Linked DNA regions of Homo sapiens: region 1 is linked to region 2. The links are chromatin contacts, found by Hi-C or POLR2A ChIA-PET in ENCODE. All regions are on one chromosome and are shown on one strand. Each heading gives the region's core, a stretch centred on a gene start or an enhancer-like site at or near the end of the contact. The rest is flanking DNA. Distances are from core to core; before and after follow the strand shown. Region 1 holds the start of MYMX (myomixer, myoblast fusion factor). Region 2 overlaps CAPN11 (calpain 11).

Region 1 (5,699 bases), core at 2,903-5,402, 39 kb before region 2:
ACCCCATCTCTACAAAAAAAATTAAAATAAATTAGCCAGGCATGGTGGCTCGAGCCTGTGGTTCCAGGTACTCCAGAGGCTGAGGCCGGAGGTTCACTAGAGCCCGGGAGGACAAGGCTTCAGTGAGCCATCATCCTGCCATTGCACTCCAGCCTGGGCAACAGAGCAAGACCTTGTCTGAAAACACAAACAAACAAACAAAGATACATTTTAATGTAATCAAAATAAGTTTGTTTTTTTTTTTCTTTTCTTTAAGATGGAGTCTCACTCTGTCACCCAGGCTGGAGTGCAGTGGCGTGATCTTGGCTCACTGCAACCTCCACCTCCTGGGTTCAAGCGAGTCTCCTGCCTTAGCCTCCTGAGTAGCTGGGATTACGGGCACGTGCCACCACGCCCAGCTAATTTTTGTATTTTTTTTTTTTTTTTTAGTAGAGACGGGGTTTCACCACGTTGGTCAGGCTGGTCTCGAACTCCTGACCTTGTGATCCGCCCGCCTTGGCCTCCCAAAGCACTGGGATGACAGGCGTGAGCCACCACACCCAGCCCTTACCAAAATAAGTTTTAATGCAATGTCTACAAATCAAGACTCCATGATGCCAAGTGCAGTGGCTCACATCTGTCATCCCAGCACTTTGGGAGGCCAAGGTAGAAGAATCACTTGAGCTTAGGAGTTCAAGACCAGCCTGGTCAACACAGGGAGACTCTGTCTCTTAAAAAAAAAAAAAAAAAAAAATTAGCTGAGCATGTTGACGCATGCCTGTGGTCCTGGCATTTTGGGAGGCTGAGGTGGGAGGATGGCTTGAGTCCATGAGGTCGAGGCTGCAGTAGGCTGTGATCGCACCACTGCCCTCCAGCCTGAACAACAGAGCGAGACTCGGTTTTTGTTTTTTTTTAAAGACTCCATGATGAATAAAACATCAAGATTTTTTAAGTAAAGACAGGTGTGTTCACAGTGTGGGTACTGGCTCGGGGTTCGAGAAGACTAAATTCTTTGTTCAGTTAGGTCTGGGCTGGTCTTCTAGGCTAATTTTCCAGACCTCTTCCCCCTACCCTATGTTCCTGGGACATCTGTAAGTGGCTGGGGAGTTTGGGGAGGCAGTCATCTAATAATGGCCTTCGAAGGCCCAGAAAAGTGGCCCCGCATCCAGAAACCAAAGATTCTGACTCCCCTGAGACACTGTAGCCCAGCGGGTCCCCCTACTGGCCCCCTGTCCCGCCCGGCAGCGTGAGAACGGCGCAGACCTCGCCCCCACCCCACCCCGCCCCGCCAGGCCCCCCGGCCCCGCCCCGCGCACCTGCTGAGACTTTGGAGTGAGCATCCGGACTTGGTGGGGGACGGAAATTCCCAGGCCTGCGGGCCCCTAGTTCTCTCCCTCCTCATCTCGGGGCTGGGGCCATAGCCACAGCTGGAGAGCGCAGCCCGCGCCGGGCCTGACCGGTGTGGGCCGCCGGGCGGAAGAGAGGCTGCAACAGGCGACCCCAGCGCCCGCCCAGAGCTCCGCAGCCAGCTGCGTCCAGTCCTCGCGGCTCAGGGGCGGGGAGACCAGAGCCGACTCAGTGGGAGGGGCCCTTCGGGCCTGGGACTGGCGGCCGGCGCCTTTGGGCACCCGAGGCTCCGGAAAGGGACGGGGTTAGGGGCCCAAGGGCTCGGACCCCCTTCTCTCTGCCCCTCCCCCTGGGTCGCCTCCCTGAGACCTGGGAGCACGTGCACTGGCTTTGAAGACTCCCGAAGGAAACCGATGGGGTAGTGAGCAGGGACGGCGTGTGGCAGGCAGAAAGCCCCGCAGGGCTGGGGGTGGGGCGGATAGCTTGGGGCTCACTTCTTTCCCAACCAAGCCTTCTGACGGGTGTGGGGAGGGGACTGGAATCCCAATTGGATCCTGTACTCCTCACTGTCCTCGTCTGAACCTAGATAGAGCCCAAGAGTCACCCAGAGAGAGAGGATTATTGCCTGGGAACAATAAGCAAATTATCCGGAGGCTGGGATGCAAATGTGTCTAACTCTTTTTTTTTTTTTTTTTAAGACGGAGTTTCGCTCTTGTTGTCCAGGCTGGAGAGCAATGGCGCGATCTCGGCTCACTGCAACCTCCGCCTCCCGGATTCAAGCGATTCTCCTGCCTCAGCCTCCGTAGGAGCTGGGATTACAGGCATACGCCACCACGCCCGGCTAATTTTGTATTTTTAGTAGAGACGGGGTTTCTCCATGTTGGTCAGGCTGGTCTCCCGACCTCAGGTGATCCTCCTGCCTCTGCCTCCCAAAGTGCTGAGATTACAGGCGTGAGCCACCGCGCCCTGCCCAGACTGCACTTTCTAACTGTGTTTCCTTAAGCATGTTGACTCTTCTGAGGCTCTTATTTGACCCCTGAGGGGCCTCCCACTAGGGAGGAGGAAATGATGAAGTCAGTTCTTAAGGCAACTCACCCAACCCTAGTCTCTTCTAGGGTGGGATGACCCTCAAGGGGATGCATTTCTGCACTGCCTCCCTGGGTGGCCTCCCACCCAGTCTCTTAGCAAACGTATCACCCCTCTTCCCACCACCACTAGCTGAGAAGTCCTCAAACTCGCTGGAGGATATTTTCCTCCCTACTGTGAGCTAGCCAGGCAAACTTCCTCCTAGATGGACTCAAGCCATTTCTGGGTCACAGTGTGACATACTGACCGAAACTTAGCAGGGGGAAACAACTTCCAGGCTGTGAGGACTGAAACCACGATGGAATAGGTAGCAAAATAAACCCTTGTACAATTGTCCATCTCTCCTCTCCCCCACCCCCACCAACTGCCAGGCCAGGTTAAACTGTTTTGCAGAGCAGCAGTCTGGGTGATTAGACTTTCAAAGCCATGGAAAGAATTCAAATCAAATATTTATTGAGCACTTGCTGAGTGCTGGGCTTTGCAGGCAGGTCTGCCTCCATAAGCAACTCAGATATTATTTTAAGGTAGGTCCTGAGTCTGGAAGACAGTCTGGATTCAAATCTTGCCTCTCTGCTAAATTGTCACTTGTCCCTCAGTTAAGCACTGGGAACCTTGATGTTCCCATTTGCAGGGAGGGCAGGGGTGGGTGGGTGTTAGTTCCCCTCCCGCCTGAGGCCAGAGGTGATTAGGAGTGGTCTTTGGGAGGAACTGCTGGAGGACAGAGGGGCAATAATCAGTTTTGTGCTAGATGCAAGGCATTCTTCCAGAAAGACATTTCTGTTGGGAGTGGAGAGGCATGTCTGTGGCAGATCCCTCTCATGCACAACCCTCACTATATCTTCTGTCCACTGGGCAGGCTTCGGTCAGTGCTGGTGCCAGGATTATCCTACTCCAAAAGAAAGCATTTTGTGGATACAGCTGCTGCCAGGACTTGTGGCCTCACTTTTGGGGGCCTAACCTCTCCCTCCTCTCCAGGCGGTCCACTCTTGAGGCCTCCCCAGCGTCTGGCGAGTGTCGCTGGCTGAGAATGAACAGCAGACAGCCCAGCAAAGCCTCTCGCATGTCCTGGGAGCCCAGGCGGCGGGCCAATCGGCGCAGCAGGGGCAGGAGGTATTGGCGGGCCAGGCGGGCAGCAGGCAGCAGCAGGCAGGACAGCAGCAATCGAAGCAGCAGCGGGAGCAGTGGCGTGGGCATGGCAGGGCCAGTGAGTCAGTGCCTGGGAAGACAACACAGACTTTAGGCTTGCATGTCCTGGTTCTGCCTCACCTGGCAAGGACATGGGGTGGGCAGGAGTTCCCCCTCCCTTCAGTTTACACCTTCCTGCTCCTGACCTCAATTTGTAGGTCATTTTTGCTTTCATGAAGCCCTTTCTCTTGGCAAGGCAGCTGAGGCAGGAAGGTTCTCACCATAGCACAGATGGGGAGACTGAACCAAGGCAAGAGTAAACCAAGACCTACAGCTTGCCGTTCCCAGCTCCAGGCATTCCTACTGCTCCCTGGCCCCTCCCTTCCTCTAGTCACCCCCTCCTCTTGCACAGCCTCAATGCCCCTGGAGTTCCCTAACCCTTCTCCCTCAGTCTAGCAGGAGTTCTTCTCCAGGCAATTCTCAATTTTTCTTTTGGGGCTCCTGATCCACCCTGACCTGACACTCCCTGACCTCTCAGTCCCCTACCCCCACCAATCCACGGCAGCTCTCACCGGGCAGAACTGCTGCTCAGAATCAGTCTCTGGCTGGATTTGCCTGGAGTGGAGATAGCCCCACTGGATTCAGCACAGGGGTAGCCCCGCCCTGCTCTGCCCCACCAATTACAGTCCGCCTGGGTTGGGGAACAATGAAGAAACAGCTGTGTTCTGGCACCTGGTATATTGAGGGGAGCGGGCAGCTGGGCTGGCCCCCACTTCCCAGTCTAGGGGGAGGAGAGGGAAGGGAACATATGCAGGATTTCCCTCGAGTTGGAACCCAGACTGCACTTTCTCTTTTCTTTCTCTTCTTCTTTTTTTTTTTTTTTTTTTTGAGACAGAGTTTTGCTCTTTTTGCCCAGGCTAGAGTGCAATGGCAGGATCTCGGCTCATTGCAACCTCTGCCTCCTGGGTTCAAGCGATTCTCCTACCTCAGCCTCCCAAGTAGCTGGGATTATAGGAGTGTGCCATCATGCCAGGCTAATTTTTTTGTATTTGTAGTAGAGACAGGGTTTCACCATGTTGGTCAGGCTGGTCTCAAACTCCTGAGCTCAAGTGATCCACCCGCCTCGACCTCTCAAAGTGCTGAGATTATAGGCCTGAGCCACCGTGCCCAGCCCAGACTGCACTTTCTAATTGTGTTTCCTTAAGAACGTTGACTCTTCTGGGCTCCAGTCCTCTCCGCTGTAGCCTCAGTAAGTGGGAGTAACTGGAAGGAGTAACTGGAACAGGACAATATATGAGACCCACTTGCCTAAACCTCAGAAGCAGTGAGTCTGCAGACTGCACACACACCTGAGCACCAGGCATGCTCAGTGGCTGGGACAGGGAGACTAGGACCCAAGCAGGCCCCTGTGGGCCCTCTCCTGGGGGAAGAAAAGTAGAGGCACAGTCTATCTCCTAGCTGGGCACAGCTGGACACAGCTGGGTGGCATTCCCCCTTGGATGCTTACTTCAAGACCCTCTCCTCCACCTGCTTTCCTCCCTCAGATTAAATGAAATTCTATGAGATAGCTGGGTATATCTCTTTGGGTTTATAGCCTGGGTTTTATGTTGTTTTTAATTTTTATTTATTTATTATTATTATTATTTGAGACGGAGTCTCACTCTGTCACCCAGGCTGGAGTGCAGTGGCATGATCTTGGCTCACTGCAACCTCTGCCTCCCAGGTTCAAGCGATTCTCCTGCCTCAGCCTCCTGAATAGCTGGGATTACAGGCACCCGCCACGATGCCCGGCTAATTTTTGTATTTTTAGTAGAGGTGGGGTTTCACCATGTTGGCCAGGCTGGTCTCGAACTCCTGACCTCAGGTGCTCCACCCGTCTTGGCCTCCCAAAGTGTTGGGATTACAGGCGTGAGCCACAACGCCCAGCCTGTTTTTTATTTTTATTTATTTTATTTATATTATTTTTTTGAGGCAAGGTCTCACTCTGTCACCCAGGCTGGAGTGCCATGGCATGATCATGTCTCACTGCAGCCTCAACCTCACAGGATCAAGTGATCCACCTTAGTCTCCCGAGTTGCTGGGACCACAGGCAGGCGCCACCACACCCGGTTACTTTTTAAAATTTATTTTGTAGAGACAGGGGTCTCACTGTGTTGCCCAAG
Region 2 (5,770 bases), core at 2,333-4,832:
GTATGTGTGTGTGTGAGTGTGGTGTGGTTGTGTCTGTGAGTGTGTGTGTGTGTGAGTGTGGTGTGGTTGTGTCTGTATGTGAGTATGTGTGTGTGAGTGTGGTGTGGTTGTGTCTGTATGTGAGTGTGTATGTGTGTGTGTGAGTGTGGTGTGGTTGTGTCTGTATGTGAGTGTGTATGTGTGGTGTGGTTGTGTCTGTATGTGAGTGTGTGTGTGTGTGAGTGTGGTGTGGTTGTGTCTGTATGTGAGTGTGTGTGTGTGTGTGTGGTGTGGTTGTGTCTGTATGTGAGTGTGTGTGTGTGTGTGTGAGTGTGGTGTGGTTGGGTGTGTGTGTGTGTGTGGTTAGGGCTTGGGTTCTAGCTTCCCCTCATTAGTTCCATCTCTCCTAAGACCCTCTTTTCCTCACCCCTGGAGGCTGCCCCTTTAGTGCCCTTTACCATCCATTTCTTGAGTTTTTTCCACAGGATCTTGAACTCTAGAAGCCCCAGCTTGCCAGAGCCATCTTTCTGGAAGGTGGTCAAGGACAGCAGAGAAGGAGTGAAGAAGGCATCCCAGGGGATAGGGAAGCAGCGGGGGTTCCTGAGGGGACACACAAGCCCTGGGGTTCCGGTACTGTAGCAGCCAGAAGAACTGGCATCTTCTGCTACCCCAGAGCCTAATCCCCATCAGGGAGGAGGACGTGGCTGGCCCAGGGTGGCCATCTCTGGGCCAGGCTTGTGGGCAGGGGACAGGGCCAAGAGAGCACTGGACAGGAGGATACATCCATGAGGTTGATCATGCAGCGGCAAGCATCCAGGCCAAAGCCCTTGGTCTTGAAGCTTTTGACTGTGAGGAAGGGAAGGGGTAGAAAGGAGAGACAGGGTAAATGAGGTATCGTGGGGGCACTGGGAGTGATCAAGAGGGGCACAAAATATGGGGGAGGGGTCGTGTGCAGCAGGAGTGGAAGACTCACATTTGATGGCCATCCTGTTGAGCAGCCTCTGGAGCTCATACACCCCTATCTCCTTGCCCTAGGAAGGGGAACTGTGAACCCCACTCGGGCCCCTCCAGCCCCTCATCCCCCTCCTGTCAGCCCTCCGCTCGTGGCCTGCTCACCTCTCCTGCCACTATCTTAAACAAATGTAGGAAGTCCTGGTCCATGTCATCCTCAGAGACCTTTTCCTGGGGGCCGGGGAGCAGGAAAGGGACCTGGTCAGAAAACTTCTTTCACAGGCCCAGGAGCTTCCTTCCAACCCCCAGCCCTACAGTCTCCCCTCACCTCTTGGAGTTGCTCAGCATAGTTGACTTCATCCAATTCCCTGGGCAAAATGATTGAAAGCTCAAGAGTTACCAGGGGGAGGGAGGTGGGGGTTTTAGTGGGGTGCTCTGGGGGTCATGTCATGTCTTTGAAGCAATATAGGGCAGCTCCATGGAATATGGGTTCTAGTTCTAGTTCTGGTTCTGCCACTAACTGGGACTTCACCTTCTCATGCCTCAGTTTCCCTGACTGTAAAATAGGGACAAAGTGAGGGAGGACCCGACAGCAGCTCCCTGAGCTTGATATCCTGCAGCTCTTGGGTGGCGGGCCTTGGAGCAGTGAGCTGCAGCCCCTTACCATGACTCGCTGTGCTTCTCGGTGAAGACCCGAAGCAGGAAGTCAGCATCTCTGTGTGGCTCAAAGGTGGAGGGAATAATGATATATTCCCCCGGAGGCAGCCGGAGTTGGCTGCTCACCTCCCGTGAGTTGGTGAAGATCTCTGAGAAGCCGTGGTCCTGATACTTCGTGAAGAATTCCTTCTTCAAGTGGACATCCTGAATGTTCTGAAACTATATGCATCCTGGAAGTGGGTACAGGACTGGCATGGGAGGTTAGGGAGGGAGGGTCCCCCAGGGTGAACAGCCTGGCCGGGCAGGGTTGGAGGTAGGTGCCACCACCAACTGACCTGGCCTGGACACCATCTAAGTGGCCCGCAACTCCAACAGGGTCTCTTCCTTTCCCGACCCCTACCAGCCCTGAAGAGGGCTGGAATCCTAACCCAGTGACCCCCAGAGCCTCTCGCCAAATTCCACCCTTTGCCAATCCACTTGCAGCCAGGGGTGGAGTGGGTATGTGTCCAGGAACAAGCCCCACATCTTTATCTTCTGTACCTCTTTTGGGACCTGGGAAGGGAAGAAAGAGGAGAGTCAGATCTCTAGGGTGGTGAAGGGCCTCAGGCCTTCAGAAGCCAAGTGGGATGTGTATAGTGTGTGTCTGTGTGTGTGTGTTGTTGGAGGGGTATTAAGGGCACTGGGATACTGGTGGTGGAGTGGGGCACGGGCTCTGACAGTTCAAAGGTCCTGGCATTAACAATCCCTCTGCTGCAGAGGTGGGAGGATTGCTTGAGCTGGAGGTCAAGGCTGCAGTGAGTCACGATCATGTCACTGCCCTCCAGCCTGGGCAATAGAGTGAGACCCTGTCTCAAAAAAAAAAAAAAAATTCCTTCAGCTTTGGATAGGAAAGTACAGTTTATGCAAGGTAGATTTTTATCATTCCAGGTTAAGGGAAGGAAACAGAATCCCAAAGATGTGAGGTGATTTGTCCAACCTCAGATGGCTGAAAAGTGAAAGAGTTAGGATAAAAATCTAGGACAGTGTTTTGCTTTTCCGTGGAACACTCATATCCTGCAGGAAGTGAATAGAAGATTACTAAAATTGAGGATCGAGGACAAATAAGTTTGTAAAAATGTGAGTTAAACCAAGTTAAACAGGTTGCTCTATTGCAGAGGTGGCTTATCAGCACCTCAGTGTGCTTGTGTGCACCGGAGAGCTCAGGCTGCAGTAGTCTTTCCTGAGCTTTTTTAACCTTGAAGATGTCTTTGAGACAGGGTCTCACTCTGCGCCCAGGCTGAAGAGCAGTGGTGCGATCATGGCTTGCCGCAGCTTCGACCTCCTGAGCTCAAGTGATCCTCTCACCTCAGCTTCTCGAGTAGCTGGGACCACAGGTGTGTGCCACCATGCCCGGCTAATTTTTTTTTTTTTTTTTTTTTTTAATCGAGACAGGGTCTTGCTGTGTTGCCCAGGCTGGTGTTAAATTCTTTGGGCATCCTCCAAGTGATCCTCCCACCTCGGCCTCTCAAAGTGCTGGGATAATAGGCATGAGCCACCTCCCCCAGCAAAAATGTTATCCTGAGGCACCAGTCTGTTAGCCTGGTGGACTAATGGCCCTAAGAGTAGGGCAAGGCTTGTGTCTGTTTTGCTCACTATTGAACCCCTGGAGACTGGACAGGGGCCTGGCACACAGTAGATGCTCCATAAATACTTGCTTATATAAGGGAATGCAAGTGAATGAACAACATTCTTTTGGAGAATGTGGAGAATTTTGCAAAGCATGGTTTGGCTTGGGAAATGCTTATCAGGGCTTTCTCTTGGCTCCTGGAGTGAGTACTGCTGGTGGGGCAGACAAGGGGGATGGATTGTCGGGCGGGGCGTGTGGAGAAGTCTCAGAGCGCCTGGGAATCAGGACACAGGCTTGGCCTCTGACCCTTGGATGTGTGAGCTTGGGCAAGTGACTTCATGTCTCTGGCCCGCAGGCTCCTTCCGCTTCCTTAAAGGCATTAGTAGTTAGTATTCCTAAGACCTTTGGAACAATGCCTGGCACAAAGGATGAAATCTGTGAAGAGAAAACTGCCGGCTCTGGCTTGAAAGGCACAAAGCACCATTCAAGAGTCAGGGCTCAGCCTGGGCAACATAGTGAGACCCTATCTTACGAAAAATTTTAAAAAACTAGCAGGACAATTGCCTGTAGTCCTAGCTAGTCAGGAGGCTGAGGTGGAAGGATTGCTTGAGCCTGGGAGGTCAGGGCCGCTGTGAGCCGTAATCACGCCACTGCATTCCAACCTGGGCAACAGATTGAGCTCCTGTCTTAAAAAAAAAATCAGGGCTGTGAAGCCTGTTGGAGCCTGTCCCTCTCCCAGGCAGGAAGTGGCCCTGGGGAGAAAGGAGTGAGGCCAGGCAGCCGGGTGTGGTGGCTCACACCTGTAATTCCAACACTTTGGGAGGCCGAGACAGGCAGATTACCTGAGGTCATGAGTTCCAGACCAGCCTAGCCAACATGGTGAAACCCCGTCTCTACTAAAAATACAAAAATTAGCTGGGCATGGTGGTGCACGTCTGTAATCCAGCTACTGGGAAGGCTGAGGCACGAGAATCACTTGAACTGGGGAGGCTGAGGTTGCAGTGAATGGAGATTGTGCCACTGCACTCCAGCCTGGGCAACAGAGTGAGACTCTGTCTCGAAAAAAAAAAAAGAAAGAAAGAAAGAAAGGAGTGAGGTCAGGTGAGGGAGAGTGAGTGGCGGGCGAGACCAGCCAGGCACCCACCGCGTAGAGGACAAAGCCAATGGTCTGCAGCTGGGCTCCCTGCTGCCGTGCATGCCGCCAGTTCTTCTGCATTAGGGCCACCAGGCAGGTGCAGACCACAACATTGCCCTCTGCGTCATCCTCTGGGTCATCCCCCTCAGGAAGAGAGATCTTAAACTGGGGGTTGGTCCAGAACGTGCCTGTGGCGGAAGTGGGTCAGCGTGGTTATACGGGGGCTTCCCTTGGCCACGCCCTTCCCAGGGTGGACCGAGCTTCCCCAGCCACACTGGAGCTGTCTCCTCCACAGGGGCTGTGAAATCTGACTAACCCTTGACCTCATGGACCCTGACTCCGGTGACTCGTGCCCCAGGTCTGGTTTCGTGGTGAGCCGTGGCCCATCCTTCACTCCCTGCACACCCCCTCCCCTCTCACCCCTCACCCACCAGGGTGGTTCCTGCAGCCCCCTGCGGAGCTGCCTCTGCGCCAGCTGCCCTCGTAGAAGGTGGTGTGCCAGTAGCTCTTGTAGTCCCCAGAGAGTGTATCAGGCGTGAGGTTGCAGATCTCCAGGAGCGTGAAGTTGTTCAGGAAATCTTGGTAGGACATCCTGTGGTGGGGTGGGGGTGGAGCCCGTCAGCAGCACACTTGCATCCTCAGTTCCCTCTCCCTGAACCACCCCCCACAACCACCCCAAGCCTCCCCATCCAAGGCACAGAGAGGAGCGGAGCAGGGAGATGAAGGACCAGGGCCTAGGGTGGTGGTAAGAAGCCCACCCCAAGCCACACTGACCAGAACTCCCCGTCCTCCGTCTTGTGCAGCAGCTGCATCTGGATGTCTGAGGCCACCTCTTCCCACTCCCTGGCACTGGAGCAGAGATGGGCGGTGGAAGGAGAGGGGCGGAGGTCATGTGGCACCTCCTTCCTCTCCAGGGGACTGCCTCTTCCCTGAATGTCTGCCTGCTGGGGTGCGGAGCTAGATGGAGAATCTAGAGGGAGGAGCTTTGCCCTGTTGTACAGGTTGTTCTCCTAGATGGGACACCAGTCGGTCCACCTGGCACCGCCTGCTGTATCCTCCGACCACCCCTCACCTGGGTTGGGGACACCTACCTGTCACTCCAAGCTCCATTCCACTCAATCCGGCCCCAGGGATTCCGGACCCGAATCAGTGTTTCCATTTTGCCTCTGTAGTGGACCTGGGTGGGCGGGGGTGGTTAAAGGTCAGAGTTATGGGGTCAGGGAGACGTTCTCCTCCTTCTCAGGGTCCTCAGGGTAGGGCGCATTTCTCAGGACTCACATCCTGAAGGCCAGTCACAGAGTAAGCGTGCCCTCTCACCAGCATCTTGTCAGTCATGGATTCCAGTTCACTATCACTGGTGACCTACAGAACAGAGAGGGAGGGAGAGCATGGAGGGCATGGAGGGCATGGAGGACCTGGACTGGGCACCCAAAGGAAGGGGC

The links. A loop is a pair of places that touch in the nucleus more often than their neighbours do. ChIA-PET counts read pairs that join two places held with the same protein, here RNA polymerase II (POLR2A). Pooled maps may share reads with other maps.
Region 1: a loop to region 2 is called in a map of heart left ventricle, with 4 times the contacts of the local background. The contact joins the promoter of MYMX here to the enhancer-like site in region 2. A Hi-C loop is called at or near these places in 39 of 168 maps with a recorded cell type or tissue (B cell, CD8-positive, alpha-beta T cell, Caco-2 and 29 more), 32 of 37 single-sample maps with no recorded cell type and 31 of 50 pooled maps. POLR2A ChIA-PET finds 5 or more read pairs at or near these places in 19 of 52 experiments (GM10248, GM12878, H1 and 14 more).

Annotation. Positions count from the first base shown.
Region 1 is chr6:44,215,379-44,221,077 of GRCh38, reverse strand. MYMX (myomixer, myoblast fusion factor) reads right to left here and starts at 4,152. Exons shown (of 2, transcript NM_001315494.2): 1 at 4,110-4,152; 2 at 2,844-3,628. The coding sequence starts at 3,606. The coding sequence ends at 3,352. It also overlaps a transcript of SLC29A1 not described here. RefSeq lists silencers at 1,165-1,264, 1,495-1,724, 1,612-1,906 and enhancers at 2,895-3,780, 3,781-4,666.
Region 2 is chr6:44,175,988-44,181,757 of GRCh38, reverse strand. It overlaps CAPN11 (calpain 11), which reads right to left. Exons shown (of 23, transcript NM_007058.4): 8 at 5,607-5,690; 9 at 5,420-5,505; 10 at 5,103-5,177; 11 at 4,760-4,920; 12 at 4,338-4,516; 13 at 2,128-2,139; 14 at 1,595-1,806; 15 at 1,259-1,298; 16 at 1,096-1,161; 17 at 953-1,010; 18 at 761-825; 19 at 438-506. Among named protein-coding and RNA genes, the nearest start is that of CAPN11, 20 kb to the right of the region's middle. RefSeq lists an enhancer at 4,403-5,105. Within about 2 kb of position 3,582, at least 9 of the 41 ENCODE cell types and tissues checked have a DNase peak (open chromatin) inside an H3K27ac peak, as active enhancers do; they include Panc1, ascending aorta, endothelial cell of umbilical vein and 2 more, where a contact is called at or near this core.